Linked DNA regions of Homo sapiens: regions 2, 3 and 4 are each linked to region 1. The links are chromatin loops, found by intact Hi-C in ENCODE. Cell type or tissue: PC-9. All regions are shown on one strand. Links, peaks and the distances in the headings refer to the core of each region. The heading gives the core; the rest is flanking DNA.

Region 1 (8,370 bases), core at 2,786-6,785:
CTGTAATCTCAGCATTTTGGGAGGCCAAGGCAGGAGGTCTGCTTGAGACCAGGAGTTTGAGACCAGCCTCGGCAACAAATACGTACCCTGTCTCCACAAAAAAAAAAAAAAAAAAAAAAAAAAGATTATCCAGGCGTGGTAGTGCACGACTACAGTGCCAGCTACTCAGGAGGCTGAGGCAGGAGGATCACTTGAGCCTGGGAGTTCAAGACTGCAGTGAGCTATGATTGTGCCACTGCAGTCCAGTCTGGGCCACAGAGTGAAACCCTGTCTATACCTAAATAAATAAATATTTCCATTTAAGAGGCTTGCCTTTAAAAGGGTCTTGGCACTTACTGGGTTTTACTCTAATTATTTGGAATTTTAAAACATGAATTAATCTCGTAACCTAACAATAACACATGTTTTTTTTTGGTTTTTTTTGTTTTTTTTTTGTTTGTTTTTGAGACAGAGTCTCGCTCTTTCACCCAGGCTGGGACTGCAGTGGTGCTATCTCGGCTCACTGCAAGCTCCGCCTCCCGGGTTCACGCCATTCTCCTGCCTCAGCCTCCCGAGTAGCTGGGACTACAGGCACCCACCACCGCGCCCGGCTAATTTTTTGTATTTTTAGTAGAGACGGGGTTTCACTGTGTTAGCCAGGATGGTCTCGATCTCCTGACCTCGTGATCCGCCCGCCTTGGCCTCCCAAAGTGCTGGGATTACAGGCGACAAATGTTATTTTTTAAGTGAAAGGAATATATGACAGGAAAAGCCAAATCAGAAGACCAAGATTAATATTTGATTACATCTGCCAAACAAGGTGAAGAAAAAACAAATCTTTAGTCTAGAGGTTTGTTTATTTTGTTTCCCCCTAAAGTTAGCATCTAAAGACCAGGACTAAATCTAAGATACTAGACGTTACATATGGCTTCCTTACATTTCCCGTATGATAAACTATTCAATATATACTGTAGTCAAGACCGCATTCAAGAACTAACTTGTACACAATATATAATAAGTAAAAGAATAAATTATCTCTCCCACACAGAGGTGATATAGTTGAGATTATGTAAGATTTTCTACGGGGGAAAAACATGCTCCTTCAAACATCAGATGTCAAAACAAATACAGTGGCCCAGGGGGATATTTCAGGGCAACTTAACATAAAACAGAAAAGAAACTTAATTAAACATTTTTCTTTTAACCTTCAACCTCCAAAGTCCAAAGTCATATGACCTGCCAATTGTCAATCACATATTACATCTCCTTGTGTTAAAATTTGGGTAGAAGTCAATGACCACAGGCCCAGAGTGACAATGAAACAGATATGGAAATTGGCCTTTAAAAAAATCAAGTTTGAGACATTATCTTAAATGCACTATATAGTAATTGTTTTATAAACTGCCCTGCTGAATTTGAATATACTACGGAAAAGACCTGTTCTATATTTGAAATGAAGCTTTTCCTTAATTATGTAAATGTCTGTGTATCATAAAAAGGGAAACTCTGTAATACTAACACTTATGTTAATTCTAAAATATAAATCTGGCCAATGAGTCCTGGTGTTTTAATTATTCTAATTTAATGTACTAGTGTCAAAAAGAAAAAAACATGTTTTCACGTGCATACATGTATCAAACATTTATTTTTCAACAAAGATGCCAAGAGCACTCAATGAGGAAAGGAAAATCTTTCTAACAATGATGTCAGGATAATTGGATATCCACAGGCTAAAAAATAATCTTATGGGCTCTTACCTCATAATCATACACAAAAATTAACTTAAATGGATCACGGGTCTAAATTTTAAAACTAAACTATAAAATTTCTTCAAAAAAAAAAATGTTCATGACCTTCAATTAAGCTGAGTTCTTAGATATGATACTAAAACCATCAATTGTAAAAGAAAAACCTGACGAACTGAACTGCATCAAAATTTTAAACTTTTATACTCCAAAAGACATCAAGAAATAAACAGGCCACACACTAAAAGAAAACATATAAAAATCACCTATCTTTATAAAGATCTTTTATTCAGAATATATAAAGAATTCATACAATTCATTAAGCAGACAGACAGCCCAATTTTAAAATGGACAAAACATATGAAGTGACACTTCAGTAAAGAAAATATACAAATATATAGTAAGCACATAACAAGGTGTTCAACATCATTAGTAATCACAAAAAATACAAGTTAAAACCACAATGAAATGCCACTTTACGTACATTAGGATGGCTACTAGAAAATGAAAAAAGTAACAGAAAAATAAGTGTTGGGGAGGATATGGAGAAATCAGAGCCCTTATACAATACTAGTGGAAATGCAGAATGGTGCAGCTGCTATAGAAAACAATTTGGCATTTCCTCAAAAGGTTAAACATAGAGTGACTATATGACCCAGCCATTCCAGTCCTAGGTATATGCCAAAGAGAACTGAAACCTATGTACCTTAACATATAAAACATACGTATGTTCATACTATATAAAACATATGTATGTTAACATAAAAACTTGTACATGAATGTTCATAGTAGCATTATTCATAATAGCCGAACAACCCAAATGTCCATCTACTAATGAATGAATGAATGAATGAATAAACAAAGTATGGTATATCTATACAATAGAATCTTATTCAGCCAAAAAAAAGAATGAAGTACTAATTCACGTTACAACATGGATGAACCCTGAAAACACCATGGTGAAAGAACCCAGTCACAAAGAGCCACAAATTTTATGATTCTATGTATTGAAATGTCCAGAAATGGCACATTTAGGGGAATCAGAAAGCAGATCAGTGGTTGCCTAGGGCTGGGAGTGGGAATTAACTGCAAACAGATACAAAGGAATTTGTGGGAATAATGGAAATGTTCTAAAACTGGATTGAAGTGATGGTTATACGACTTTATAAATTTACTAATAATCAGTGAATTGTACAATTACAATGAATGAATTTTATGTACATAAATTACACCTCAATAAAGTTACTTAACAAAAAAAGATGTACAGAGTATTATTGTTTCAAATAAAAACAACAAAATCATTTCCTTCTCTCTATTATAACATCACCAATGTGAGATTCTGAGTAACTCATTTAATCCTCATAACAAACTAACAAGTAGAATTCTATTATTACCTTCATATCACAAACCAGGGAACTGAGACAGAGAAATTAAGTATTATGTTATTCAGTTAATAAATGGCATGACCAGAGTTAGAACTCCTATTTATCTGACTTCAAATAATAAAAATTGATAGGCACTTCATTTGTTCACAAAATGCATAAGCATTTTTTTCTATGAATCAATTTTTTGAATTCTGAGGTTTTAAAGGAAAGAAATTCTTTAGACACCAAAGAGATCATAAATACTCGGGTAGTGATGTAGAAAGAACACTTCATTGAAGTCAGAAGAACCGGGTTGATGAACCTTAGGTGAAAATGAAAGAATTGAACTACAGTATCTTTAAGGGCCCTTTCAAATTTTGTTCCACAAAATCAAATGTCTTCCACAGAAAATTGAGAAATTTTTCACCACTGGTTTTCCATAGCTTTAGTAACTTAGTTACAGAGCAATCATTTCCTCTTCTTAATTTTTTATATTTAGAGGCAATGCTCTTTATCTGGCTCTGTCTTTTTCTACCAGTCATTTACAGTAAACTTCTATTCTTTAAAAAGAAATTAACACTGACAAAATTCAACTGAAATGATGTACAATTCTCCTGATCAGGGATTGAGGGGGAAATGTATAGGCTATGGGAGCACATGTATGAAAAGTCTAGATTCTAGAATAAGTATGGAGATACTAGATATTAAAGGTGATCTTTTAAAGATCACCACTAGAGGAATGTATCTCCAGCCTAAAAGTAACAAAGTTATAAAATGTAATGTTCACTCCATTTCCTCTGTAAGCCTTGAGTTTTGTTTCTATCAGGTAATTCTCTCAAATACAGGGTTTCAAAAAAGACAGGCTCTTTCCAGATAATTTATCCCTGAAATTTTAAAAATCAGAGAAAACACTATCAATGACAAAGGAATGATGTATTATGATTACTTACTATGAAAAATGGCAAAGAAAGAGTTACTGCTGTTCTTGTTATTTTCACAGGAAAAAAGAGGATTGCAATTACCATTTCCTTGTGCCTTTAAACGCTTCTATTTCAGAATAGAAAATATTTTTTTTCCTGCTGCCTAATTTTTAACAGGCTATGTATTTCTCTAAAACTCAAGAATAATTCGAAGCCAAGAGAAAACACTGAACTTAATAAATATACTATCATTAAGTACTGGGTAATAACAAATATTAGAAGGAATGCTACTTAAAAACCAGGTATAACCTTTGATAAGTCTCTATCTTCAAGCCACTATACTGTGACACATTCCACACATTCTGGAAATATTAATCATTACAGGTTGAGTCAACTCAACCTACAGTTTGTGGGTCACAAGATGACTGAGGCGAAATAAGCTACAAAATGAAGGACAAAGAATTAGACAGCAATCCTACCTTAAGTATTTCAGAAAGAAAGACAGTATTAATCTAGCTGCTATAAGTGGGTGTTTGCTTCTCTTGTGCTGAAGGCCAAGCCTCAAACCACTGACTGAGTCAGTTTTACTCAGAGAAGTCATGAGGCAGCAGACTGGACATGACAGCATGCTATGTAATGAATGACACACCCTGTTTCTGAGCACAAACCTGAAGCATCAGAACAATGTTAATAAAAGTCATTTACAGGAATTGAATGAATGTCACTGCTCCCTTCTTATCTTTCCACTCCCCATCATCTCCCATGGAATATGAAGAACAACTTCCAAACAGTAATGCAAGTAGAAATCTGAAAAAGGCAGCCAGGTTGTAAAGTGTACTCACTCTTGAGCTTTCCCACATTTTTATTTAAATAGATTTCAGAAATAAGTGAGACAATTTTAATAAACTATTCAATATAACTACCTGTACATGGTTAAAAGTGTTTTTTAAAAGGTAATGACTAAAAGAATGGTGTTTCTTTAAATCTTACTCATGGAGGGTGCAAATGCACAGTGCACAGCCCATCCCAGATGTTCAATATTACACAACAATATGGCCAGAGTCTAGAATCCTGATTATGCCAGTCAGGATTGCCTTGCTAGTCAACCTAGGCAAATAAATAGATGAATATTTCTACTTACAGCATTTATTTACTGTCTACAATCTTAAAAAATATACATTATATATCTTTACATGTGTTTGAGACTTGTCACTGCAACTAGACAACAGGCTATTTGAGGGCAGGAACCAGGTCTTCTGCTTCGTGCTACTGATTACAAGATAATAACACAGGCTCCACAGCCATATCACCAGGTTTCAAATCCAAACTCCACCACCAGCTTTGTGACCTTGTCCAAGATACTTATCTTCCCTATGTCTCAGTTTTCTTATTTGCAAGAGAGGTAAGAGCATATGACTGCTGTAAAATTTATACAAGTAGTAAGTTCTGAGTACCCAGAAAGTGTCTGGCACATAGTAAACATTATAAAATATCAGTTATTATAACTATCTGTATCCCTACAATGCCTAGCACCAGCCCTTGCTCCTTAGGTAGGTGTCCAAGTATCTGCCAATTGGCCAAAAATATGTACTATATCAACAATACAATTTCTCTCACTGTCACCATCTAATTTATGAAAAATGAACTCTCTGCTATTCTAGAATATCTTCTTTAATTCTTCAAGATGTCTTACGCAATTAGTCTAAAATGTAGGATTATATATCCCTACTTTTCAATCTAGTTGAAAAGGAAATGAAAAATAACTAACTAAACAAATTATTCACCTGTTCGTTCTGCATCTGTTTGACAGTCCCAGCTACTAAGTGTGAGAAAGCAGAAGCCTTGTCAATGTAATTGTAAGCTACTTAAAATATCACATCGATTATCAGAATACAGGAAAGTATACTGTTATTCTTCTGAAAAATAATTAAGTTAATTTCAGTAGCAAAAAATAAAACACCATGATTTTAAGCTTTTTGAGGCCCTCACCAGAAGCAGATGCCGGCACCACATTTCCTGTACAGCCTGAAGAACTCTGAGACAATTAAACTTCTTCTCTTTATAAATTACCCAGCCTCAGGTATTCCTTCACAGCAACACAAAGTGGACTAATACAGTAAGCATATATTCTACGTTGCATATGAAGAGATGCCATTCCAAAGACCTAGGAAATAATTTAGTGAAAGAAACTTAAAATAAGGTAGTAAAATATATTCTCAGCAACTACCACCAGTCAGATAATTCAATTTCCCCTAAAATATAAAGCAAAAATGATCTGAAATGTAAAACATTTACTATACATATGCCACAGAAATTGGCCAAAATGCTGCATATTTGCTAGAGGAAATAAGATTAAAGGAAGCATTTCAAGTGACCAGAACTTCCTTAACATACTTTTTCTAACTGATGTTTGGGCAATAATTCTCCCAGGATATTTCTGCCAATTTGTAAGAACCTAAAAAGGATAGGAGATAATTTCTCTAAGTATGAGATATAACATTTTCAAACTCAAGTTTTTTACCTCACTATAACACTTCTTTGATGCTGAATTAATAGAAAAGAAAGCTTATGGAGAAAGGAAATTCTACCACTGAAATACTGCGGCATTTTAAAAGTTAACCCATTTTAATAAAGCTGATAAAAAATGTGTTTTTTTAAAAAACCAAATCAACTGATACAAGCTGGTAATAAAATTAGAGAGTCTCTCCCAAAGGAGGGCGGGGCAATTCTGAAAGAGAGGCTATTGTCTCATACCATATAGGTCTAATAGGTTATCATACATAAAATACAAATAACATTTTCTTATTAAAAATCTTACTAAAGCTGTTGAAAGAAAACTTAGGTTTAATCAAAATATCTTTGCAAAATAAACATCCTAATAAAAGAGTAAACTAACGGTAAAATAACCACAACTTACTAAGCTACTCGTTTATAAAAATATTTGCCTCCCGTCCACTAAACTCTTATCTACAGAGAATATGGACTGCAAACTAAATTATATTTTAGAAAACATTTCTCTAAGGCAGAGTTTCTCAGCCTAGGTACTTACCCTTGATATTTGGGACAGGATAAGTCTTTGGTATGAGGGGCACCATGCACTCTAAAATGTTTAGCAGTACTCTGGGCTCCACCCACAAGATACCAGTGGCTCCCCACCCCCCTACTCCAGTTGTGACAACCAAAAATGTCTGCAGACTTTGTCAAATGTCCCCTGGAGGGCAAAATTCCCCTAGGCTGAGAACTACCACTCTAAGGATTGAACAGCTTTGACAGAACTTCAGACTCTCTCCTATCCTCTCTACATAAAATTTAATAAAAATTAGCTACCACTTCTTCCAGTGATTTTCAAATTTTATGCCCAAAGCCCTGAGTCCCTAGGAAATGTCTCAGGAACACCCATGGGGTATGTAACCAGAGCAGGTCTACTTTCATTTTCTGGGGTTCTGGATATTTCCTTTGGGTGGGAAAAAGTTTGGAAATCCTGTCATAGATAAGTATGTCACTAATAGTGCATTTTGGGCCAGGCAAGGTGGCTCATGCCTATAATCCCAGCACTTTGGAAGGCCGAGGCAGAAGGATCGCTTGAGCCCAGAAGTTCAAGACCAGCCTAGGCAACATGACAAAACCCCATCTCTACAAAAAATACAAAAATCAGTGGGGCATCATGGCGTGCACCTGTAGTCCCAGCTACTCAGAAGGCTGAGGCAGGAGGATCAATTGAGCCCAGGAGGTTGAGGCTGCAATGAGCCATGGCTGTACCACTGCATTCCGCCTGGGTGACAGAAAAAACAAAAATATTACCTTTTATACAACATCAAATTTAAAACCTCACATTTTTTTCTGTCACTTCTCTATTTTTAAATTCAGGATCAATTTCAGAAAACCTGACATCTGGAAGAGCTCTAGGAGAGAGGACAGTGAAGTGGGGACCACAAAGCAAGTTTGAACATGTAGCTTATCTATATCTACTTAGCGCAACAGGAACTGTAAATGTAGTTTTTAGAAGCATTACAGTACTTTCTACTTTGGTTAAACAAAAATTAGATGTTCAAAGCCCTGAATTATAAAATTCAAGGCCAAGTTTCGTCCTCAGGAGAAACTAATAAATGAAATGAATGCTATAATTATGTGTTAGCTTTTAAAACTCCAAAAATTCATTCAATTCATAAATTGAAAACAGATACCCTCGTTCTCTCTCAGCCTTCAAAGATCTCATAATTTAATCATCTTAAACAGGTGAGCAATACGTATAACATGTTGAATGTTCTATGTCAGGAGATCTCGACTTTTAATGTATATCCAAATTACCTGGGTGCCTGTTAAATGCAATTCCTAGGCAGCTCCCAGATATTCTGATTGGTG
Region 2 (8,370 bases), core at 2,300-6,299, 110 kb before region 1:
ATTAAAATTATCTGAGAAGTTTAAATTGCATGTCATAAAATGCTTCAGAATCAATTAGAAATTATCTGGAAACAAATTAAGAAAAAAACCTTATAAAAGAAATAGAAGTTACAGAGCTACTCAGGAGACTGAGGTGTGAGGATCGCTTGAGCCTGGAAGGTCAAGGCTGCAGTGAGCTTTGATGGCACCACTCACTCCAGCCTGGGTGGCAGAGTAAGGTCCTGTCTCAAACATAAATAAATAAGATCCAACATCTGTATCACCAGAGATCTAGGAGAGAAGAAAGTAGAGCTAAAAGGGTATTCAAAGAAATAATGGTGAAAACTTCCTAAATTTGGCAAAAGACGTAAACCTACAGATTCAAGAATGTAAGTGGGCCAGGCATTGGTGGCTCACACTTATAATCCCATCACAGCACTTTAAGAAGCCGAGGGTGGAGGACTGCTTGAGCCCAGGAGTGGGGAGAGAGAGAGACAAGAGAGAGAGATGAAAGAGAGAGAGAGAGAGAGAGAGAGAGAGAGAGAGAGAGAGAGAGAGAGAGAGAGAGAGAATGAATTATAAAAATTGTCATTAGCAGACCTATGCATAAAGAATGGCTAAAGGGAGTTCTTCAAAGAGAAAAGATATGTTAAAAGATATGCTAAAATATTAAGAGTATCAGGAAGGAAGCAGAAATATGGGAACGTGTAAGTATCCTCATGAGTTTTATAAACCATATATACTAATTGAAGCAATAATTAGAACACCATCCAATATTCAAAGACAATGATACTTAAAAGTGGGGAAGGCAGAGGGTGTAAATGGAGAGTTTACTACCTGACATTTACTCAGAGTAGTAAAATGTTGATAAAAATAAACTGTGATGTCACATATGAATACTGTAATACCTATAGCAACCACTAAGAAAACTACCCAAAGAGATACACTCAAAAATACTATAAATAAATCAAGAAACAAACCTGAGGGTGAAATAAAGCAGTTCTCCATCCTTGTGCTCTGACCAGTGCTCCCTGCATGAGCAAAAAATTGAATTGAAGAGAGAGCTAGAGGTAAACACCACCATAGCAAGAGAAGACAGAGCCTTCAGATTGAAAAAGCTTTCCAGACTAAGCAACAGCCATGGCCTCTGCATACACTTCTTTGCATGCATATATGTACGTATTTGTGGAAGGGGGAGAATTAATCTGTACTATTATTTCCTGCATTTAACAGCCAAATGAAGAGTAAGTTTGTCCAAGATAATATACTGATAAGTTGGTATGTCATCTGCACACCTTTGCACACCCTTCTGAGTGCAATACTTTGGTCATCCATTTCTGAGAGAGGAAGGTGAAGTATTATGTAAATGTTATTTAATCCTGATGCTCATGATCAAGGCTCAATGTATTCTAGTTAAATTAAAGATGGATAGAGATATCAGATCAGTGGAGGATTCAAGTTTGATTCTCAGACTGACTCTCCATTTCCAAATCCACAGCTGCCTTAAAAGATGAGAAAAGAGCTTACCCATGGAAATTTAATATGTACCCCTAAAGTATTTCTCCTCACACATAAAGTGAACTTATTACTTTCTCCACAATATACTAGCAACACACGTGAAAGAGATTGAAAATTACAAAGAACCAAAAGAAACATATAGTACTTTTGTAGCTTATTTCCTAACACAGCTTGGAGATCTTTCCATATCTGTATATAAACAGCTCTTCATTCTTTCATTCTTTCATACAGTGACTCAACATTCTGTGTACTTATCTCAAGTATATGAATCACATCAATAATACTCATTTAGGGTATTTAAGTTGTAATTATATAGCACACCAGAAAGAAGCATAAATGTCAAAACCTAAATATTCAAGTGTATTCATAAATTCATCCTATTTTAAAATTTTATTTATAAATCATTTTCCTCAAAATTCCACCTCATACTTTATATTCTGCACTCTTATTTAAAAACCACACTGGTCAATTAGAACAATGTGACAGTAGGATACACCAGAGGGCTTATGTTTCTAATCAATAAAAAAGTCATGAATAAAAATAAAAATATGTATAAATAAAATAATTATAATAGAAATAAAAAGGAACCTTAAAAACTAACAAAATCTTCCAATAATTTTCCTAAAAAACATTATAATAAAATAATTCTCCAAAGTAAAATGTGAAGTGAAGGATATTGATTTGCAGTCACACAATTTTGTTCAGGGAAAAATACCACAAAAAGTTGTTAATAATTAGCTTAATAACTTTATTTTAATAACTAGTATATAGTTACAATTATAATGTAAATTTTGTTTAAAAGACTAAAAAGTTTATTTTCATAAATTTTCATTTAAGATAAATTCCCAATATCCTCTCCAGCAACACATGTATACATTATTTACTATGAAAATTTGACACTTGCTTTAAATAATTTAAAGTGGTCTTTTTTCAATGCCATTTGCTTTTGGATAAAACATCCCTTTATATTCTTGTATTTAAAATAAAGTCTAAGGCTAAGAAAAAAAAACTGGATAAAAATAAGAAAATGGACCTATTGTGTTTAAATGAATGTTCTTTATTGGTAAAGAAATACAATAAACACTAACATCTGAAGTGATAGGGTTTACAGGAAAGTATTAAGTTCCTTTTGGCTAAACAAAATGATACATCTAGAATTCTATGAACAGGAAAGCATTATTCAAAGAAATACTGTCTACATCTAGGGACTAATAACAATATCTGCGGTATCACTAACAGTCCAATAAATTGAAATAATAGGCTAGAGAGGATTAGTAAGCCAGCAACTCCATAATTTCCACTAGCAACTGACCTTGTTCACTGTGGACAACATATGTTCATAAAACACTGTGCTTGAAAAGCAATGCCCTAATGTTACATCACAGGGCAAAAAGTAATTACAAAAGTTTATATTAAAGACAAAATAATCAAGTATAAAAATCTGTGTAAAGGCAAATATTTTATGTTTTATTATAGGCTAAGGGATAGCAAGGCACCACAATGTTAAAAAATTTATAAAATAAAAATTTTAAATAAAAATACCATTCATCTGTTTTTAATAAGCTAGGAAAATACCTTTATTACCTTATTTCAGGGGCAGAACACCTCCATCCAGCTCAAGCTTTAAGAACCATGGTTTAGGATGCCATCAAGAGGATAGAGGTAAATAAAACTTAAATACTAGAGTATCAGTGCCTAACGTGTCCACATATTAGAATCATCACACAATCTTAAACGTATTCCTTACTCTTAGATTCTGGCATGTACTACTGTGATATATGGATGGTGTCCATGAGGTAGTGTCCTCAAAAGTCCCTTGGATAGAGAGTAATGTCTAACCACTTTGAACTAAAAATGTTTATTATAAGTTGCTTAAAATACCACACTACTACTTGGAAACAGTAATCATGCCTTTCTCAAAGAAAGATTTATTAAATAATAGAATCACTAAGTACCAGTGACAACTATCATTATTTTACACATATTGTGAGTGATTTATTGCATATTATTCTGCCAGTTGTATAACATCTTCACTAGTATTTACAATATATCTACAGTATGTAAACCATTGCACTAAACATACAACAGGCATGGACTCTGACTTTCCTTTTAAAAAAGCTTGGATCTGGGAAGAAAACCCACAAATGCTGACAGTAACTCTTATGTTCTAACCACCAGATACCACTTTACTTCAGAACAACAAACCACACACATAGCTTTCAAAATACTCTTTAGTTTGACCAAGGTTATGGTTATATACTATGCTAAATTATATGAATCAATATCCCTTAAGATTCAAACTATTTTGACATTTTGGTGACAAAATCTAAAAACATAGATAGAATAGGGTTTCTACTTTGTAAAGGTGAATAAGTAATCATCCTTAAATCCAGAAATTAGAGGCAAAATTTTTTTAAGACATTTCAATGAAAATTCCACATGAGAATGACAGGAAAAATACCTGTGGTTAACTGACTCAAGCTCAGTCACTAAGAACCTGTGTACTCATAAGGATACGGTTTCATAATCATAGATCCAGAGTCATTACTCATCTTACTCTTCTCTTTGCTTCCTCACAAAGACAAACTGGCCTTGAGTGTGAGAAACCAAATAAAAACTTGCCTGAGGCAGATAAATCATTCCAGGATGACAATCATCCTGGAAATGCAGACAAATCATACTGTTCATTGTAATCAAGCTACCAGTTGAAAACTCTAGATCACATTGAACTATATTTATATTTTGAGCAGAGGTGTGGGAAATTACTAACTACAGAAGGTATTTGACTAAGACTAAAATTTTATTTACATATATATATAGTGATTGCTAATAGGTACTTGAGGTGATCAAAGTGTGTGTGTGTGTGTGTATATACACACATACACACAGAAATATTTTACTGAATGAATACACGGATATAAAACAATAATAAAGTAGCAGCACCATTACATGTTCAGATAACAAATGGAAAATTTAATGTGACTTAAGGTCACAAAACACCAAATCATTATTCTGGAGGCAGAATACACTGTTTGCAAAATACAAGGGTAAATGCCCAGGCGAAATGAAAACATATGTTCACGTAAAAATTTGTTCATGAATGTTCATAGTAGCATAATTAATAATAGCACAAATGTGGAAACAACCCAAATGTCCACCAAATGATGAATGTATAAATGAAATATAGTATATCCATACAATAGAAAGTCAGTGATAAAAAGAAAGTACTGCTGCTATAACATGGAGGAGCCATGAAACCATTATGCTAAGTAAAAGAAGCTAGACACAAAATGTCACATATTGTAAAATTCCATTTATATAGCATCTATAAGCAAATCTATAGAGACAGTATATTACTGATTGCCTAGGTCTGATGGATGGGACCTTTAAGGGTAAACAGGAATTGCCTGCTAATAGGTATTTGGTGTAATGAAAATGTTCTAAAATTGTGGTGTGCTTGTACAGCTTTGTAAAAATACTAAAAATAAACTGTACAAAAGAATATTATGATTCCACTTATATGAGGTACTTGGGAATCGAATTCATAGAGACAGAAAGTAGAATGGTGGTTACCAGGGCCTAGGGTGAGGCAAGAATGGGGAGTTAGTGTTTAATGGGTACAGAGTTTCAGTATGTGAAGATAAAATAGTCTGGAGATGGATGATGGTGATGGTTGAACAACAATGTGAAGCTACTTATGCCACTGAACTGTACACCTAAAAATGGTTAAAGTGGTAAATTTTTTGGTATGTGCATGCTATCACAATAAAAAAGTAATTGAATTGTGTGTATTAAGTAGATGAAATACGTTATGTAAGTTATATCTCAAAAAAGCTGTTAAACAAAAATAAATAAGGTGTGTATGCAAGTATATGTAAAAGTAAGAATATTAAAGTTACCACCACATTGGTAAACTCCAAGTCTATACTCGTAAACCACTGGCTCTGTTAACAGACACTGGTTAGACTGGAATAAGATGTCCAGATGTGTTGAGGCTGGGATGCTAGTCTCAACATTCTCATTACTCTCCCACTATATCCCTAGCCTGTGTGATTTCACCCACTCCTGTGGCTTCAATGTCCATGGGCTGATGGCTTCCAAATGTATATCCTCATATGGGAACTAACCTCTGCTGCTAAACTCCTGCCCCTTTATTCCGCAATACTGCTTGAAGCGATGCTCTCAAGTTCCTGAAAAACTCTCAAACATCATGTGTTCAAAGTGGGCCCCCAAATGGAGGAGCACAGAATCATAAGAGACCTAGGACCCACAACTTACTAGCTGTGTAGTCTTGGAGAAGTAACTGAAACTTTCTGAGGCTCTAATTCCTTACTTTTAAAATGAGAATAACACTCCCTCGCAGGATTATTCGGAGGATTAAACCAGATAAAATGCATTTAAAGTACTCAGGGAGGCTGGGCGCGCTGGCTCACACCTGTAATTCCAGCATTTTCGGAGGCTGAGGCGGGTGGATCACCTGAGATCAGAAGTTCGAGACCAGCCTGACCAACATGGCGAAACCCCATCTCTACTAAAAATACAAAAATTAGCTGGGCTTGGTGCTGTGCACCCGTAATCCCAGCTACTCAGGAGGCTGAGGCAGGAGAACCACTTGAACCCGGGAGGCGGAGGTTGCAGTGAGCCGAGATCGCACCACTGGCCTCCAGCCTGGGTGACAGAGCAAGACTCTGTTTCAAAAAAAAAAAAAAAAAAAAAAAAAGTAGTGTCCAATATAAAATATCACAGATTAAGTTTTGCTCATAAGTAAAAGCTAGAGAAGCCTAGTGTTTTGTGCAAGTTATACCCTAAAGTTTTAAACAGTGAAATAAACTACCAATCATAATGCTTAAAGCAAACCCTTTCTGTTTTTTGTTTTCCTTTGTTTTTTAAGACTTCCTTGGAAAACAATGAGCAACTGAAAACCAAGGAATTACTAATCTTTATAGGCTTGAGAAGCAAAGAAATGACCCAGTTGCCACATGGATAAAAAATAACACTTGGTTGACTAGTAAAAATTTGGGGTGATTATTAGACATTCTACAGGTTTTTAGTGGCTAGTCTAAGCTCTTAAAATCCAGAATCTCTGATTTTTGGAAACCAAGTGTAACTGCAAATTCTAAAGCTGAGAGACAGGTACATGGTTATTACAGTATCATACCTCTACGAGGACCATCATAGTATATACTTATGAAGAGATAAATTCTATTATAGGTTGGGGTAGCTTAGCCCTCAAGATTATTAGGCATAATCTAAAAAACCAACAACTTTATAGCTGATGTAACAATTAGCTACCATGACCACACTGGGTCAGATCCTTTGCACCTAATATCTGAACAAAAGAGACTATCTTCTGGTTATCTGAAGGTTTGGTAATCAATAGCTTTCCAATTCCAGTATCTGGAAAATGAGCATTAAAAAAATACTGGTAGGCAGGAGAAAGTAGGATAACAACTAGATAATCTTTTTTGGAAAATTATTTCCAAATAATTTGGATTTTAAATAAATAAATTGCCTCAGAAACTTTATTCATTAGGATACTAGCTCTCGCCTATAAATTCACTTAATTTGCTAACTCAGTGAATTCAACTTTAATTACTTTCTCTTAGATAAGAAAATCAAACTAGTCAGTTATTTGGTAGTCTTTTGCTTGTGGGAAATAAGGGATGAAGAAAGGCTCACAACTGCAAAAGGTTAGAAAACCACTGATGTAGACACTAGGCCAGAAAGAAGTTACTGCCAAAAGAGAAAAGGAGACCTCTGCACAGGCACTTGATCCGGTCTTTATAATAAACAGTACATTTCAGTCTTAAGAGCTTAATCCCCCCTCACTTGCACATACATACCCATACACACACACAGACACACACACACACACACGCACACGAAGCACTTAGGAGATAGCGGAGTAACTGTTTTATAAATGTTGTTATGTTACTGGTAGGACACTATGCACTGTTTTTTCGTTACTGGAATCGAAATTCCTTGAAATAGCACCTTAAACTTAAACTCTGTATGTGCTTCCATATACATATTATTACATTTTATATTTCCTTAAGTAGACCATATATGTGTAAAATGCAGGGACACCTTCTCACAGCACCTCACACATTGTAGACAGTCAAAAATAGCTTGGTATACTTGCTAAAAACTGAAAGTGCACTATCAAAGTCCAAAAATGATTATAAATGCAAAAATTTAAAGTATTGCTTCTTTTATCAAATGCACACATGCTAACCATTGAGAGGAACTGATTGTAAGATTTTAAACTCTTAATTTCCTTTGACATTCTTTTACTTTGATCACCTTATGATCACCTGGCAAGGAAACAGACATACAAGTATCCAAGAAACTGAAACAACCAAGTCTTTCAAAAATTTTAATGGAATGTTAATAGAGGCACATCAAGGAGGAAGATTTTCCTCTAGGTAATTATCTATTTGCCAAGAGTAAGGAGAAAATATATATGTTTAAGAGTATCACTAAAATTCACTGAGCAAAGGAACATCTAGGGAGGACAGGGTTTATAGAAAATACTTAATTTTTGGCATACATTAATTTGGAAAATTACTTCAGTTTTCACTGAAATGATCTCATTAGCATTCTTCAACTTTATTTTAAAATAAATTAAATTATATTTCAATAACAAAATTCTTCAACAATTCTCACAGTTTTAGAAAGGGTTTAAACCTTTGATGATACGTTCAATCTCCTAATAATGAGAGGCTGAAATTTTCTTAATGGTAAGAGCTTCTCAAAAAATGATCTCAGCTGGTCATGAAGATACTACCAAGCTTCCAGTGCTAAGGTTTTTTAAAAAACATAGGCCCCAAGTCATAACCAAAATTGTTCACCAGATAAGGTCAACCATTTTTA
Region 3 (8,370 bases), core at 2,227-6,226, 140 kb before region 1:
GATTTGCATTTTTGTCAAAAGGTGAACAGAGGTTTCATTTACTGAGATTAGGAATTCTGAAAGAAGAACAACTTTGAGGAAGAAGCTGAGAAATTCAGTTTGGGTCACATCTAGTCAGATAAAGTCAAGCCAAATGCTAGATCCATCTGTCTAAGGCCAAGATCTCTAACTCTGGCCTACAAAAAAAAACTGGAATTGCTCCAAGAGCTCCATAATGCCTTATTCAAATTTCATTTTAAGAAATATATGGCAGCTACTAGGTTAAAACAGTAGATTGAACATATATAATTTCACTTCCTTTCAAAACCCCACTTAAACTACAGTAAAGATAAATTTATATACGGAGAGACAGAGACATGGACCCACAAAAGTAGTGAGAACGGAAATAAAAAGTAAATAAAAGTTTAAAAGCTAGAAGAAACATGTTCAAGTGGTAACTGACTTAGCAGGCCTGAGTAACAGAATCCTAGGTTAAGAATGAGAAAAGCTAAGAACCAACCTAATTTAAACCACAGAATCCTTGAAAGGTTCAGGGATAGGCCAGTACTAGGTAGCTCTCAATGGAGAAGAGGGGTAGTATAAAATCTGTTTAAGAGGCAGAGTACCAAGATCCTCTCGCCCATTATATAGATAAATGTCCCTTCCCAACCCAGGTAAAAGAATGGAGGTTTGCTCTCCTGGGAGGGTAAAATAAATGGTGGACAAAAGAGTAATTGTCACAGTTGAGAAAAGGCTACTCTAAACATGTTAAGACATGAGCTTCCCCCAAAGGTCTCTTCAACTCCCATTTGACTCTCAAAATTAGACTTTTACATTCCAGACAGGCAATTTAGAAGAACACTCTGGGCATCAGACCATCCCAAGAGAAAAGAACTAAAGATACTAACAAAAGGGTTCCCCCGACAAACAGCAGGTCCAGGTCACCTTATAGTAAAGCCCTTAAAATGGGCAAGGTCCATCTTCACACTTAGATCCTCCAGTAAGCTTTCTCATCTCCCATTCTTAATCTGAAGCAGACCAACAAGAATTACCAGAACCAAAAGAAAGCTTCTAGCAGAAGAATATAGACATAAAAAAAAAAAAAAGAGAGACACAGAAAAAGGCAACTTGAAGGAGACACAAACAATACAGGGAAAAAACAAAACACTGTTATCCTCAAAGAGACAGATACAAGAAAAAATGGCATCCAGGAAACAAAAATAAGATATTTTTTAATAAAAAGCAACACTTACAGAGCTAAAAAGATCTTTTGTATATTAAAAACATAATAGCAGAAATGAAAAAAATGCAGTAATATAATTAAAAGATAAAATTAAGAAAATAGATCAAAAAGACAAAAAGATGGAAAAGAAAAAGGTAAACTGAGAAACCAATCTAGGAGGGTCAAGATAAAAATAATAGGCAAGAAGAAACAGAAATGAGGAAATCATTTGTGAAATTTCTCAGTACTAAATGATGTGAGTTTCTAGATCGAAACCCGAGTGTCCAGCAAAATTGATAAAAACAGATGACCACCAAAACATATCAGTAAGAAAAAAAACAGTTATGTATAAAACATCAGGAATAAGAATAGATCTGGACTTCTCAAAAGCAACACAGGAATTTGGAAGACAATGGAGCAATGAGTTCAATATTCTGACAGAAAAGTATTTCTAACCTAGATTATTATTCACTTAGCCAAACTAACAACCAAGTGTGAGAAAAAAAGGATTTTAGATAATCAAGGCCTCAAAAATTTTGCCTACCACGAACTGCTAATCAGGAAAAATACCCTACTGGAGTGTTACAGGAAAGGGTCCCGATCCAGACCCCCAAGAGAGGGTTCTTGGATCTCACGCAATAAAGAATTCAGGGCGAGTCCGCAGTGCAAAATGAAAGCAAGTTTATTAAGAAAGTAAAGGAATAAAAGAATGGCTACTCCATAGACAGAGCAGCCCCAAGGGCTGCTGGTTGCCCATTTTTATGGTTATTTCTTGATAATATGCTAAACAAGGGGTAGATTATTCATGCCTCCCCTTTGTGGACCATATAGGGTACGTTGTCATGGCATTTGTAAACTGTCATGGCGCTGGTGGGAGTGTAGAAGTGAGGACGACCAGAGGTCACGCTCGTCACCATTTTGGTTTTGGCAGGTTTTGGCCAGCTCCTTTACTGCAACCTATTTTATCAGGAAGGTCTTCATGACCTGTATTTTGTGCTGACCTCCTGTCTCATCCTGTGACTTAGAATGCCTTAACCATCTGGGAATGCAGCCTGGTAAGTTTCAGCCTCACTGTACCCAGTTCCTACTTAGGATAGAATTGCTCTGGTTCACACGTGTCTGACAAGAAGATGTCCTCCTTCAAAATGGGGGAATGTCTTAGTCTGCTCAGGCTGCCTTAACAAAATATTATAGACGGTGTGAGTTAAACAACACAAATTTATATTCACATAGTTCTGGAGGTTATGAAGTCCAAGATCAAGGTACTGGCCAATTTAGTTCCTGATGAGGGCTCTTTCTTGGCTTACAGATGGCCACCTTCTCACTGTGTCCTCACATGGGGAAGAGAGATCACTGGAGCCTCTCCCCTTCTTTATAAGGGCAACGGCCCTATTAAATTAAGGTCCCACCCTTATTACCTCATTTAATCTTTATCACTTTCCTCACAGGTCCTATGTCCAAATACAGCACACTCAGATAGAAGGCTTCAACATAAAATAACTTTGGGGAGACACACTCAGTTCATAATAGAAAGTAAACCAAGAAAACAAAAAGCATACAGTATTTAAAAAAACAGGTGCTCCAATACAGGAGAGAAGCAAGTAGTATCTCAACATGACAACGAATAAGAATAGGAGGTTGATAACTATCCACCAGTCCTGATTGCAGCAGTATGGTTAAAGAGACTGGCAGGCTGAAGGCTGTCATACCATGCTTTTCTGCCTATGTGCCATCTTTAAAAACTATTGAAGGAAGCCAGGAGCCGTGGTGCATGCCTGTCGTCCTAGCTACTCAGGAGGCTAAGGCAGGGGGGTCATTTGAGTCCAGGAGTTCAGGTTCAGCCTGGACAAAGGAGCAAGCAATACCCCTCCTCTCTCTCTTTTTTTTCTAAGAGACAGGGTCTTGCTTTGTTGCCCAGGCTGGAGTACAGTGGTGTGATCATAGCTCATTGTGACCTTTAACTCCTGGGCTCAAGCAATCCTCCCAAGTAGCCATGATGACAGACATGCACCACCACACCCAGCTAATTTTTTTTCTTTTTTTTTGAGATGGAGGCTCGCTCTGTTGCCAGGCTGGAGTGCAGTGGTGCAATCTCGGCTCACTGCAACCTCTGCCTCCCGGGTTCAAGCAATTCTCCTGCCTCAGCCTCCCAAGTAGCTGGGACTACAGGTGCTCACCACCATGCCCAACTAATTTTTGTATTTTTAGTAGAGATGGGGTTTCACCATGTTGGCCAGGATGGTCTCCATCTCTTGACTTCGTGATCCACCCGCCTCGGCCTCCTAAAGTGCTGGGATTACAGGTGGGAGCCATTGCGCCCAGCTGCTAATTTTTAATTTGTTTATTTTATTTTGGTAGGGTCTCACTCTATTGCCCATGCTGGTCTTAAATTCTGGCCTCAGGCAATTCTCCTGCCTTTCCACAACTGCTAGGATTATGGGTGTGAACCACTATGCCTGGCCTAGACCTTGTCTCTTAAAAAAAAAAACAAAAAACAACAACTAACTACTGGAGGATATGCTTGAACAAAGCAAGGAAGTAAGTAAAAAAAGAGAGGAAGATCCACACAACGAGGAATACAACCTATGAAAAAGGCAAAAGGAATTCCAAGAATGACAGCAAAAGAAACTCCTAAAATGATAGCTATTCAGGAAATAGGCCTAAAGGTAAGAAGAGGAGGGCTCCATGAGGAATGTTTCCAAGAAAAAAGAAAAGAAAGCAAAATAACACTAGATCTGAGGTGGGTGATCACGAGGTCAGGAGATTGAGACCATCCTCTGGAGGCTGAGGCAGGGGAATAGCTTGAATTCAGGAGGTGGAGATTGCAGTGAGCCCTGCATTCCAGCTGGGCGACAGAGCAAGACTCCCTCTCAAAAAAAAAAAAAAAAAGACACTAGATCTGATACGTTACCTGGTATTATCGACCTTGAGTAAAAATATAATGCAATATTACAGTAAGGTCTGAGAAGAATAAGTAATAAGAAAACTAAACAAACAGGAAAAAAGGGCAATTACAAACTTCAAAAAAAAAAAAAGGAAGGAAAAATAATAATGATATTCAACCATACTCAGCATGGCATAATAATACAAACATTGAATACTGATAAAAACAAACCAACCAATCACCAAAAACTATAGTGAGGAAGTTGGAATGGTTTTATGTGATAGCTAAATCCTCATCCGCCATAATAGGAAATCAGTAAAAAGGTCTAAAATGGATGAATAAAAAAGCAACAGTGTATGTATATTATTTGGAATTAAGAGAGATATGTAAATGCCGAAATAAAATGCTAGAAGAGTCTAAAGTTCTTTCTTCAGAAAAAGGGAACAGGGATGGAGAAAGTCAATGTAATCTGTTAAGAAAAGGATGGATAGACTGACAAAAATGTGGTAGGAGTTAAGAAATTATTTTAGGCAGATAGGAGAGGAAAAGGGGTCCTTGGAAAGTTTTTGTCTCTTTCGAAGCAGCTTCAGAAACATTTCTTGTCTAGCAGGAAAGCCCAGCTCTTAGAGCTGGGCTGGAAACCTTTGATATACAAATGCCAGCCATTAGAAACTGGGTCCGCCCAGCATGGCGATTCCTACCCTTGTTCTCTTGCCTTTGCCCCCACATGTGCCTGGCAACATGGCTGCCCCCCATTTCCCCAAGTGTATAGAAACTCATGGCACTCTGCATTTGCATATTAAAAGGCTAGGGTGGGAGGGCCAGTTTTTTCCCACAGGCTACATGAATGACATGCCTGATCAAACCAATCCCCTGAGCCCTATGCAAATAAGACACTGCCTCTTCCAGCCTCTTCATATACCTGGCTGGTTTCTGCCGCACTTGAGGTCTCCTCTCAGCTTTGGAGGCCCCCTCCCTCTGTCTCTGTACAGGGTAGCTTCTTCCTTCTTTCTTCCCTCTTCTTTCTTGCCTATTAAACTCTCTGCTACTTAAAACCACTCCACGTGTGTCCATGTCGTCTTATCGAATTTGGTGTGAGACAAGAGCCCTGGTGTTCCTCCACTCATTGGAGCCGTATCAAAATGAATAAGGCTGTCCAGTAAAACCAAGTGTAAATGGTATGAGAAAAAAGAAACAAGGGCAGACAAACCAGCTGAATACAGGCAAAAGACTTGAATGCTCACTTCACAAAAAAGAATATCCAAATGTCCATTTAACATGTAAAAAGATGCTCAACTTCATTACTCATCAGGGAAATGCAAATTAAGGCCACAGTGAGATAGCACTACATACCCACTAGAATGGCTAAAATGAAAAAGATACTAAGTATTGTTGAGGAATTGAAGGATCTGAGGGTGAGAGTATAAATTGGTAAAATCACTTTTGAAAACTGTTGGACAATATTAACTAAAACCGAACGTATACATATCTAGCAATTCTACTCCTAGATATATACCCAACAGAAATGTGGACATGTTTTAGTCAAAAGACATGTATAAGAACATACATGCCAGCACTATTCAAAATTGCCAAAAGCTAGAAACAATCCAAAATAAAAACCAACAGTAAAATGGATAAATTTTGGTAATTCATAAAATGAAATACTATATACCAGGGAGAATGAAAGAACTATAACTATAGAAAACAATATGTTTGACTCTCACAAATATAACGTTGAGCAAAAAAAGATACAAAAGATGTGTAATTTTGTTTAAACATCAAAATTGGGTAAACCTAATCTATAGTATTAAAAGTCAGTTTAGTAGTCACTGTTTGCAGGTGAAGTGTCTGGGACAGGACATAAGTGGGCTTCTGAGATGGTAATAATGTTCTGTTTCTTGAGCAGGGTATAAATTACACAGATATGCCCCTTTATGCAAATTCATCAAGCCATACATCAAGCTATACAATTTATGTACTTTGTGTACATTATCCTTTCATAAAAAGTTTACTTGAAAAAGACTGGACAAATTACTCAACCTAATTGAACCTCAATCTCCTCATCTATGAATAGGGACTATAAAAATACCTACTCTTTTAGGGAGTTTTTTGAGGTTCAAATGAGATAATGCATACTGAGTGCTTAACAAAGCACTTTGCACATACTGGCATACAATAATAACGTTTTTCTATTATTAATTATTTGGGCATTGAAAAGGAGGGAAACTGTAATTCCAGCTATTTGGGAGGCTGAGGCAGGGGAACTGCTTGAACCCAGGAGGCGGAGGTTGCAGTGAGCCAAGATCGTGCTACTGCACACCAGCCTGGGTGACAGAGGAAGACTCTGTCTCAACAAAAACCAAAAAACCAAAAACAACAACAACAAAAGGAGGGAACCATGACTATATAGTTCCATTTGAACATTTGAACAAGGCCAAATGTGAGTTATATGAAAACACTAATTTAGTGGTATAGTCAGATAACTAGATTCAAATCTTCCATGTATTACAGATGATTTGGGGCAAGTGTGATATTCTGATATAATAAGAAATACATATTTGGTCTTTGTCCCCGGTTCCTAGCACAGAACTGCTAAAATCCTTAGAATTTCTAGAGTAATCAGTTGGAGAAGCATCTTTTGTTATTCATAGTAAGTCCCTTTCAAATTTACTTAAGTTTATACTAATGAGTTGACTCTTAGTGGCCCCCAAATGGGGGCTGGTTGCCAGAGGAACCAACCCTGTGATTAGAGGGTTGGAACTTTCAGATGTAACCCACACCCCCATGGAAGAAATGAGGCTGGAGATTGAGCTAATCACCAATGGCCAATGATTTAATCAATCATATCTATGTAATAGAGTTCCATTAAAACTCTAAACAGTGGGGTTCAGAGAGCTCCCAGGTTGGTGAATACATCCACATGCCAGGATGCTGGTATACCCTAAAACTCCATAGGGACAGAAGTACCTGCCCTTAGAAATCTTCCAGACCTTGCCCTATATACTTCCTCATCTGGCTGTTCATTTGTGTCCTCTATGATATCCTTTTGGTAAACTGATAATAGTAAGTACTATATACTGTTTCCCTGAGTTCTGAGAGCCACTATAGCAAATTATCAAATCTGAGAGGGGGTTGTAAGAACCTCTGATTTTCTAAATTATACAAGGGGATAACATCACAGTTTTGTGCATGAGGGTTTAGAGAGAATTTTAGAAATAGATTACAAGTAGAAGGCAATTCCAAACAAAGAATGTTTAAAACTGTATAAGTCTATCTTGGTTTCATGTATGCGTACGTGAATACATGAGTTATTTAAAATATGATGGTAAATAGTGAAAGAAACCTCTGAAAGAGTTGACAATGGATGCCTCTGTGGAGCAGAAACTAGCTGAGGCAACGGGTAGAGATAGGGAAAGTGAATGATCATTTTCATTTAAATCCTCGCAGAACTGACTTTTTAACTATGTACATCCACTGCTTTAACTTAAACAATCAGAAAAGAAATGCTGGTTACAAGGTATTTAATCTTTCCCTTATAAATATCTAAGCAGCACTTGAAATATTAGGTTCAAACTTAGACTTCTGCATAACTCTCTAAAATTTTTATTTCTCCCATAAGAAAAGTAAGAGTACCTAAATATACCAGAAGGAAGGTAATACTAACTCAGAGCACAATGGCACACGCTGACCTCTGCTAGAATTCCTATGGAGTTGTTTAACACAACTCAATACAGATTTTCAGCAGACACAAATTATTTTCAAAGATCTTTGAGGCCCAGCATGGTGGCATATGGCCTGTAATCCCAACTATTCAGGAGGCTGATGGGGGAGGATCGCTTGAGTCCAGGAATTCAAATCCAGCCTAGGCAAAATAGTGAGACCCTGTCTCAATTTTTTTTTTTAAACGATTTTAGAGAAGAAGTTACCAAACCACAAACGTTTGGCAAAGGGAGGCTCAGAGTCAAACTGAAACCCTGGCAAGACCCATGTCCTCAACTTAGGTTATTTGATTCAATAAGTTAACACACCAGAAAGAGTTGAGAGCAATTTCTGGAACACAGAAAAGTACTCAGTAAATGTTAACTCTGATTATTATCATTCTTGAGAAGCATGAAGGTCAAGTGGTTAAGAGCACAGACTTTGGAGTCAGACTGCCTGAAAAGGAATTCCCATCCTATCACTTGCCAGCCATGTGACTCTAGTCAAGATACTTAACTTCTTAGAGCTCCAGTTTTCTCATCTTTAAAATGGAATAATGTGGTTTCTACTATGTAGGAATGTGGTG
Region 4 (8,370 bases), core at 1,495-5,494, 66 kb before region 1:
ATTCAAAGTAGTACTCAGCATGCAGCAAATTCAAGTTTTGATTTCTAGAATTTTCTGGAATTTTTTCCCCTAATATTTTCAATCCATGGTTGGTTGATTCCAAGGATGAGGAACCCATGGATACAGAAGGCTGATTACATTTATTTTCCATTGATTGGTTTGCCTTTCTCTCTTAAAAGTTCTTTATTCTGAATTTTAATCTTTTGTTTTACATGTTGCAAATATCTTCTCACTTTGTACCTTGACTTTTCCCTTTCTTTATAGTATTAGTTGTTTTAAACATGTTTTTAAATGAATATGAATGGCCCCCAAATTCGTAAGGCAATATATTTTTAGGTATATATAATACAATTAGCAACTATTTATTTATTTTTTTAAATTAATGAGAAGAAGTACCCCAAGGAGAGGGTAGAACTTCTGAGAATTTAAGATCCTACCTTATTTCTTAAATATAATACCTATAACATTCTACATCTGTTCTTCTTTCATTTATATTTTCATTTGATAGGATTATATAATATCCTCAAATATTTATGAGATATGGAATTTTTACATGTCTGGTCTTGGGATAGTAGATTTATATCTTTACCAGGATATAGAATCCAAAGATTTTCACAGGTCTCTAGAATAGTATGGGTAATATATATGAATAGTATGGCTAGAAGGATGACTGTCAATAACTCTTATCCTTTTATGATTATAATAACAGCCTTGAGACAGCAGATTCAGTGTCTTTAATTCAGAGCTCATCATAATTAGCTTATTTTTTTAAGTGTCATGCTTTCAATAGATCTATCTAGAAAATGTATAGTTTGATGAGTAATTCTGTTTAGTTCTGATGTCATAAAAAATGATTCATCTTCTATAGCAGTATTTTCGAGACGAAAAATATCAAGTGTGCTAAAGGAAAATAATATCTACCATTTATCAAATACTTACTATATAGTTACATCTTATATTTATTATTTTTAATTCTCACAGCACTCTACGAGGTAGGTTTTATAAATGAAGAAAGTGAAGCTTTTTCTTCACTTATATTCTTATATACTTCATTCTATTGTGTGGCTTTGGGAGCCACACAATAAGTGCCAGAGCAATAGTTATTAAGTGGTACAGCAATATTTAGCAAGAGCAACAATTCAAACACAAGCCTAGTAACTTTTAACCTTACACTAATTCACATTGCAAATTATTGAAAAGATCACTAACAATTAGCTATTCAAATGCAGTTAATTAAATCAGAAATATTTAATAAACGCCTACTATGGAAAAAATACTATATTGACTGCTGGCAAATTAGAAGTAATCTAGATTGTATGCTAGAATATAACCTTTAAAATCAGGAAAATATTAAGTCTCACTGGTCCCAGCCACACCTGTCTAGTTGACTGCCTTTGAGCAAGTCATTTAATACCTCTTAGCCCCACTTTACTCAAATATAAATGAAACTACAGTGGAAATGCACTGTGTATGTTTATCTGTGCTGAGTGAAATAGAAGCAGGAATTGAATTTGGTTTTAAAGTAAATGAGGAAAGCAAAAATTAGATACATTCAAAATTACCCTTCAAAATTCTTAAATCACTCAAACTACAGTTTCAAGATAACATCTCTTACTGGATCCTTATACAACTATTTTTATTTTTATTTTTCATCATTTGAACATGACAAGTTGAACAGTAAAAATGGTTGGGCATGTTATACCAAAACTATCTACATTTAAAATCATTCTTTGTGTCAGGTGCAGAGTGTTTGGTCATTCATCGGAGGAGCATCTTTTCTTTGCTTGGTGACTGCAGAAGCAGTGCAGCAGTTGGAGAAGTGGCCTAAGACTTCGGCGTTGGGTAAAAGATGGCCCAAACCAAATAGACTGCTAGTAAATCCACTGGTGAGGAAGCCTCCTGCAAACAGCTAGCCACTAAAGCTTCCAGGAAGAGCAGACTCCTCTAACGATGGTAAAAACAAAACAAAACAAAAAAACAAAAAGAAAACAACAACAACAACAAAAATCATAAAAATGCATCACTACAGGCCCAAGACCTTGGTGCTTAGAGAAATTCATCATTACCGGAAATTGACCAAGCTTCTCCTGTACTTCCAGAGGCAAGTGAGGCATAGTTGGTGGATGTGTTGGAAGACACTACTCTGTGTGCTATCCATGCTAAGAGATGCCCAAAGACATCCAGTTGGTTTGCTGGATATGGGGAGAGAGAGTTTAAGTGAAGGCAGTTTTTATGGAGTTTTGTAGTAAATGCTGTAAAATACTTTAATTCATGACATTTTTGTAAGAAATGACTTATAATAGCTGCATTTATACTTAAGTCATTCCATATTTCACTCAAATGTGAAAAGTGACTGTTCACAGGCCTCAGTAATGAGATGTTGCTCAGGAGTGATAAGTTGCTAATATACAGAAGGGATGGGTGATAGTTCTTGTTCTCATGATGTATGTTTCTATATGTTAATGAGCTGCTGGGTAGATTTTAAGGCACTAAAATTGACAAATAAATGTGTACAAGTCCTTTGGCAATAAACTTAGTTATGATTTGATCCAAGTGTTTAACGATTGGGCCTCAGTTTGACCATACATCACAGTGATAGAATGTGGGCTTTTTCAAGGGTGAAGATATGTCTTAACCACAGTGTAACTTAAAGCTTCCTAAAACAAAAAAGTCTAGTTGGTATCTACAAAATACACCATGTGCATTTGTAATAGCTAGCTATTTCATACATTATAGTGTCAACATTTTAAAATTAAATGTTTTATATTCACCAAAAAAAATTCTTTGTGTCAAGTACTCGTGGTAAATTATGTTTAAGTTTCATGTATTATGAGGCAATCTAAGTGTTTAGGTACAAGGAAAAAAGGAATAACTCCGTTCCAAACAGGACATTTAAATCTAGGTAGGGAAATAATATATCAACTACCTGTGCTAGCTGCTAAGAAAGAACAGGGTGAAGGAGGGAAAGAAAGAAAAGGAAGGGAAAGAAAAGAAAAAACTTTTTTTTAAAGAAAGTTTAAAGAATTTCCAAATAGAATTAAGTTTTACAAAGCGTCATGTCATAAAATCATGTCCTCAGTTTTTCAAAAGTGCTGATTTAATTTTTATTATTTTCAATATAAAAATTCATTATATTATGAACAAAAGTAATTTATTTTACTGTTGCAAGGCTTTCCCAACAAATAATTTTCCAATCAGAAAAAGGAGGGTTGGGGCAGAAAAGACAGTTTGTTATTTATTGTGGTCTTTAACATTCAATAACCTGACTTGCGTTTATCCTATGAACCATATTTAAAGAGCATTATGCTGCTAGGAGATAGAGATAAAATACACCAGAAGATTATCAGTCAATGTTTGTGAAGGAAAATCAACAGATGTAATTGTCACATGAATCCACACTGATTTATTTGTCATGGCAGAAAAACCTGAAAATTTTGGGATGAGTTCCCTCAAACGTGATCTAGATTTAAATATATTTTTTTCGCTGCTTCCTGTTTCGCTATGTAAAAATTTGACCCTACTAAGAGCCTTTGTTTTTTTAAAAAAATAATTTCCCTGATTCTCTAATTGTGACTCAGTCTGGCTGTCTCTATCTGCCTTCTGCCAGGGATCGGCTTCTCTGTGGGAACTGGAAATGTGCACATACCCAAGAAGTAATGCAAGATATCTCACTTTCCCCAGGGGCAGTGCCAACAACCTAGGACTTCAGACTTCTGTACTTCCTTCCCCTAAACCAGTGCCTTGGAGACAGAATGCAAAGGAAATAGCTGGCCAGACTCAGAGGAGGAAGTACTGAAAGAAATATATTCATTTGCCTACTTAGATACAGATCAAAAACTGAAGAAGACTGTAGGTTGCTAAATTGCTTACCATCTTCTTCCCTTTTAGACTCGTTTCTACCTTTAGAAGCTAAATGTGTCCATTTATTGAGAAGTTGATGAAGCTAGTTCAACATCACATGTATGTGTGTGTGTATATACACACATACACTAATGGTTTGTTTAAAGAAAATAAATCTACTTCACATTTATATAGATGTGTCATCTAAAACAGCTGTCCTAAGCATATCCATAGACTGCCTCAGAAGAAACACAGATTTGAAAAGCATTCTGTATTTGAACACTTTTAATTTTAAAATAATTTATTCATATTTTTAAAAGTTCTTCGTTCATGTGCTATTGCACTTCTACCTAATGCATTTTTTTGTCTTTTAGTTAATTTCATGCATTTCTCTTTGTACTCTCCAAGGTGCCTAACAGAGTAGATAATAGACTGTCATCAAATATTTACTGAAATAAAAGTAGTATAACAAGATACCAAATATTAACAGTTGGAGGGACAGGGAAAAGAAAAAAGATAGCACAGAGTACCACGAAACTCTGGGGGCATTAATTTTCAACTCCCTTTCCCATCCCCACCTCCGACCCCCTCACTGTTAAAAATTATTTAAATCAGCATTGCTAGCAAGTTCTCTTAAGGGGTCTTGAGTTTTTATTTAGGTCCATATGCTCCTTCACCTCCACAGTCTGTGTTATACAGTTATGAAATGTATGCATGTGTTCAGGTGTCTATCAAGGGTTATTTTTATAATAATTAGATTCACATAAGTCTTTTGAGACTGAGAAACTGTCTTTTCTTTCTGCAAAATGAAGTTTTCCTTTATCCAGTGTGTGTTGTTATTAAAGCCTCAGGATTTTGCTACAATTCATTCGTTTTTTATTTCATTCATTAAATAAACATTTACTTATTGTCTGTGTGCCACAAACCTTTCTAGGTCTTAAGGACTATTTTTACATTTTCTTTAAATGAAATAAATGAATTGATATCACAGTTGCTATACTAGAGGCCCTTTGGGGATACAGCAAGATTATAGGCTAGGAATTACCCAAGTCAGCTTGGGAAAGTCAAGGAAAGCTTTGAAGACAAGACAGCATTTGAAAGTAAGCAGAAATCTGTACTGAACAAAAGCTAACGTGTAAACGGCAGAGAAAGAAATTTTATTTCATATAATTTCTACTGAAATTCGTGCAACCCAAAGTTTGGTTCACAGGCTTCTGATGATCCACAAACTGTTACCAGGCTATGTCAAGATGGATATAATAATAGAGGATAAGTATTTAGAAACCTTCATTGCAATTTGACAGTAATATTATGTCTGTTGAATCTAAATTTTAAAATTATGGCTTGTTTTTGTATGTGTTTTTTTTTCATTTATCTATTCATTTATATTATATTTAACAAAATTATTGGCTCACAACATACTGAAATTTTTTAAAAGCACATACAGTTTGAGAAGTGCTATTATTAACTGCGTCTAATTCTGCCTGTAACTCTAAAGTTGTTCCCACTTTTAAGCTCCTTTTGAGTTCTAGAGTGTATGCTAAGAGGTTTTTCCACTGACTTCAGGAAGAACCTTCTATCATTTGGATGATTTTAATTAAGGATCATGCTAACAATTCAGCTAGGCTGACCGAAAGCATCCTAAGTATCTCTCAGTGGAGTGAACAGTAGCTGTTTCACATTCTGTGGCACATATTATCAAAAGAAAAAGCAATTAGATGGTGATAGAATACTATTCTATTTAATTCTCCTAATACCTGAAGCCATTAATCCTTACTATTCTTCTGAGAGACAAGCCTTACATCTCTTTGGCATCATCTTTATTTAAAGAACTCAAGTGAATTGTTATAAAAATAAGAGTTTAATTCACATACAAATTCAACTAAGGACAGGTCTTCACCACCTAAAAACCTATGCTCTAAAATGGACAACTCACAGTGACTGTTTATTCCGGCTACATATAGGGGATTTTTTTTTTTTTTAACTATGAAATTACAACAAAGTTTAATATGCATAAGATCACGCATATGAGAAGCATACCAATTTGGAAATTAAACCCTCAAGTCAGAATCTTTCACAAAAATCATTAGATCACGGACTCCTTGTTCTTTACTTTGCACGTAGTTTATTCTAGCTAGATAGATTCCTTCCTGTCAATCTTATCAGTAGCAGCTTTCTTTTTAGATTTCAATGAATCAGTACACCAATGCAGTTCATAAAGCATCAAAAGATTTGATAGGAATTACAAAACAAAAATTAGAACTTAATGAACATATTCAGTTAATCTTAGAAGTGTAAAACCACAAACAAATATTTTAGATACCACTCTGTGTGTAAGGCCTTACACATTTTGTTACCTCTTTTCCTCTAACTGTTCAGAGTATTCTTTTGGTTTTATAAAATTAAGTACCTTCAGTTCTCTTGTGCCTATTTTTGAGATATTGGAAAATATAGACATATACGTAAGAAAACCAAGTAGTCAGCCAACAGCAAGATGAAAAAGAAAATAAACAGGCTAGACTCACTTCTTTGCGATCCCTCCTTCAAGGAAAAAGAAATACACAGTATATACCTGTGTTTCTCAAACTCATTTTAGACCAGATAATTCTTTCTGCGGAAGGTGGGGTAGGGGGCTGAAGGAAAGCTGTCCTGTGAACTCAAGGATGTTTATTTAGCAGCATCCCTGGCATCCACCCACTAGATGTCAGTAGCACACCCTTGCCCCCTTGACATGACACTACTCAGCATGCCCCCAGTTGAGAACCACTGGTTCACAGCACAAAGCAGTAGTTTCAACTTTGTTTTCCCAACATGTACCATCAGTTTACAAAAACAATTGGACATGCATCTCTATCCAGGTGTATTTATAAATTACATTCGTGGACTGCTGTAAATATACATTGCAAAAGATAGAAACATAAATTTAAACACAATGAGAAAAAAACACATAAATAGATGTGCTAATAATTTTATCCTGAACCCCAGAGGATTATCTTTGTACTCCCAGGGATGTATACACCATACTTTTGAGACAACTGGTATAGATTATTTTCAGATTTGATTATCTTATTGGCTCATTTACTGTTTTTTACAGTGAGACTGCGAGGTCATTGGGTTGTGTAGAACATATTCGTGCCATTTATAAACTAGATATAATCACTCCAATATACAATGTAACAGAAATGCTGTGGCCTTTACTGAAAAGTGAAATAACTCTAAAGCTTCCAGAAAAATGTATTCGTTAAATTTTTGGTTCTACAGAAAAGTATACTCATAAGACCAATGACTCAGGATGAATTCTCTGGTTTACTTTGGTCTTTCTTTCTCCTGTATCTGGTACTTGTATTCAAGGATAGACAGATGTCAGCATTTCTACCACACAGTCCTACAACCCTATTTACAAATGGACCCCACTAATGTAGCAAGAATTGGTTATTATATCCTCACATGACAATCAATTTTTATTTAACAAAATTTGTGGAATACATACCAAGGAATATAAGAACTGTAATTATGCTATTGCTGAAGGTCTCTTATTTTATGCCATAATGATTAGCCATAAAATAGTAGTTTGGGAGAATATTATCAGTCATTCATGTAGTAACTCATGGTTGATAATGATGCAGCTGGTATCAATGTCATCACTCCAGATTTACACAGGTAACATAAATCAACATTTGAAGCGAACCACAATAATTGCTATGGTTATTTGCCTTTATCTTGAATGCTTCTAACTACCATATGGGTCTCAATTTTATAACTGGCACCAGTAAATATGGCTCTATATTAAGTGAACTCAGTGGTCCCATCAGAGAAACAGTATTCATAGCTTTTTAGAGGGTATAAAATTTAGAAATTAGGTACTTTTAGTGACTCCTGTGGTTCATCACCCTCAAGCAAAACAATTTAAGCTAGTATACAGATATCTGTAAATAATGAAGAGTATCATTTGCCTTCTAAATAGTAACACTCATTCAATAAATGTTGAATTAGGATCACAGAATGTAAGCTTAAGAATCATAGAATCCGAATGTAAGTTGAAGAATTTTACTACTTCTAAGTTTTATTTGAACATGCTTTTGAGAGGAAATACTTTAAATAATCTGCAAAGTAAAATTCCTTTAGTGGCAGACTTTTTGGTGATGTAATTAATATCGTACTAAAAATGAAACTGCCATCATCCATTTCCTATTATGACCAAGTGACCGATACTGAACTTGCCCTCCTATAAACACCTAGAAAACCAGACAAAATATATGAAACAACTTTTTTTCAGATGCTAGACAACAGAGCACAGGACTGTGATCCCTAAGAAAAGGAAAACCTATCAATAAATCCTATAATAATCCCAGATTTTAAGCAGGAGTCATGTTTTGAAAACTGGTACAAGGAGAGGGAACATAGGCAGAATACAATGGCCTCAATGAATTTGAGGAAACAGAAATGGGAGTTTAGGGAGACTGAGACTGGTAGAATTTTCAGGGTAGAATACCAAAGAAAAGGGAGTTACAAAGAGAAAATGATCCAGAA

What was found. A loop is a pair of places that touch in the nucleus more often than their neighbours do. Peaks named below come from ENCODE experiments on the same cell type or tissue, not always from the same donor. Only the 100,000 strongest peaks of a DNase experiment are listed, where the experiment ranks them.
Region 2: it touches region 1 in a loop (6-fold over the local background); 6 of 110 quality-filtered maps call a loop at or near these places.
Region 3: it touches region 1 in a loop (2.1-fold over the local background); 3 of 110 quality-filtered maps call a loop at or near these places.
Region 4: a loop joins it to region 1, with 2.9 times the contacts of the local background. A loop is called at or near these places in 2 of 110 quality-filtered maps.

What each region holds. Positions count from the first base shown.
Region 1 is chr1:178,123,129-178,131,498 of GRCh38, reverse strand. The region is part of intron 1 of RASAL2 (RAS protein activator like 2); the gene reads right to left. LOC105371630 (a long non-coding RNA gene) reads right to left here. Exons shown (of 3, transcript XR_922307.2): 1 at 8,317-8,370; 2 at 5,998-6,172. Among named protein-coding and RNA genes, the nearest start is that of RASAL2, 33 kb to the right of the region's middle. In PC-9, for the core only: no CTCF peak of the experiment used is centred there; a DNase peak (open chromatin) is centred at 4,558; H3K4me3 peaks cover 1,567 bases; H3K27ac peaks cover 4,000 bases.
Region 2 is chr1:178,234,604-178,242,973 of GRCh38, reverse strand. The region is part of intron 1 of RASAL2 (RAS protein activator like 2); the gene reads right to left. Among named protein-coding and RNA genes, the nearest start is that of RASAL2, 140 kb to the right of the region's middle. In PC-9, for the core only: no CTCF peak of the experiment used is centred there; a DNase peak (open chromatin) is centred at 4,073; H3K4me3 peaks cover 1,565 bases; H3K27ac peaks cover 4,000 bases.
Region 3 is chr1:178,263,343-178,271,712 of GRCh38, reverse strand. The region is part of intron 1 of RASAL2 (RAS protein activator like 2); the gene reads right to left. Among named protein-coding and RNA genes, the nearest start is that of RASAL2, 170 kb to the right of the region's middle. In PC-9, for the core only: no CTCF peak of the experiment used is centred there; a DNase peak (open chromatin) is centred at 3,782; H3K27ac peaks cover 3,300 bases.
Region 4 is chr1:178,188,189-178,196,558 of GRCh38, reverse strand. The region is part of intron 1 of RASAL2 (RAS protein activator like 2); the gene reads right to left. Among named protein-coding and RNA genes, the nearest start is that of RASAL2, 98 kb to the right of the region's middle. In PC-9, for the core only: no CTCF peak of the experiment used is centred there; a DNase peak (open chromatin) is centred at 3,708; H3K27ac peaks cover 1,896 bases.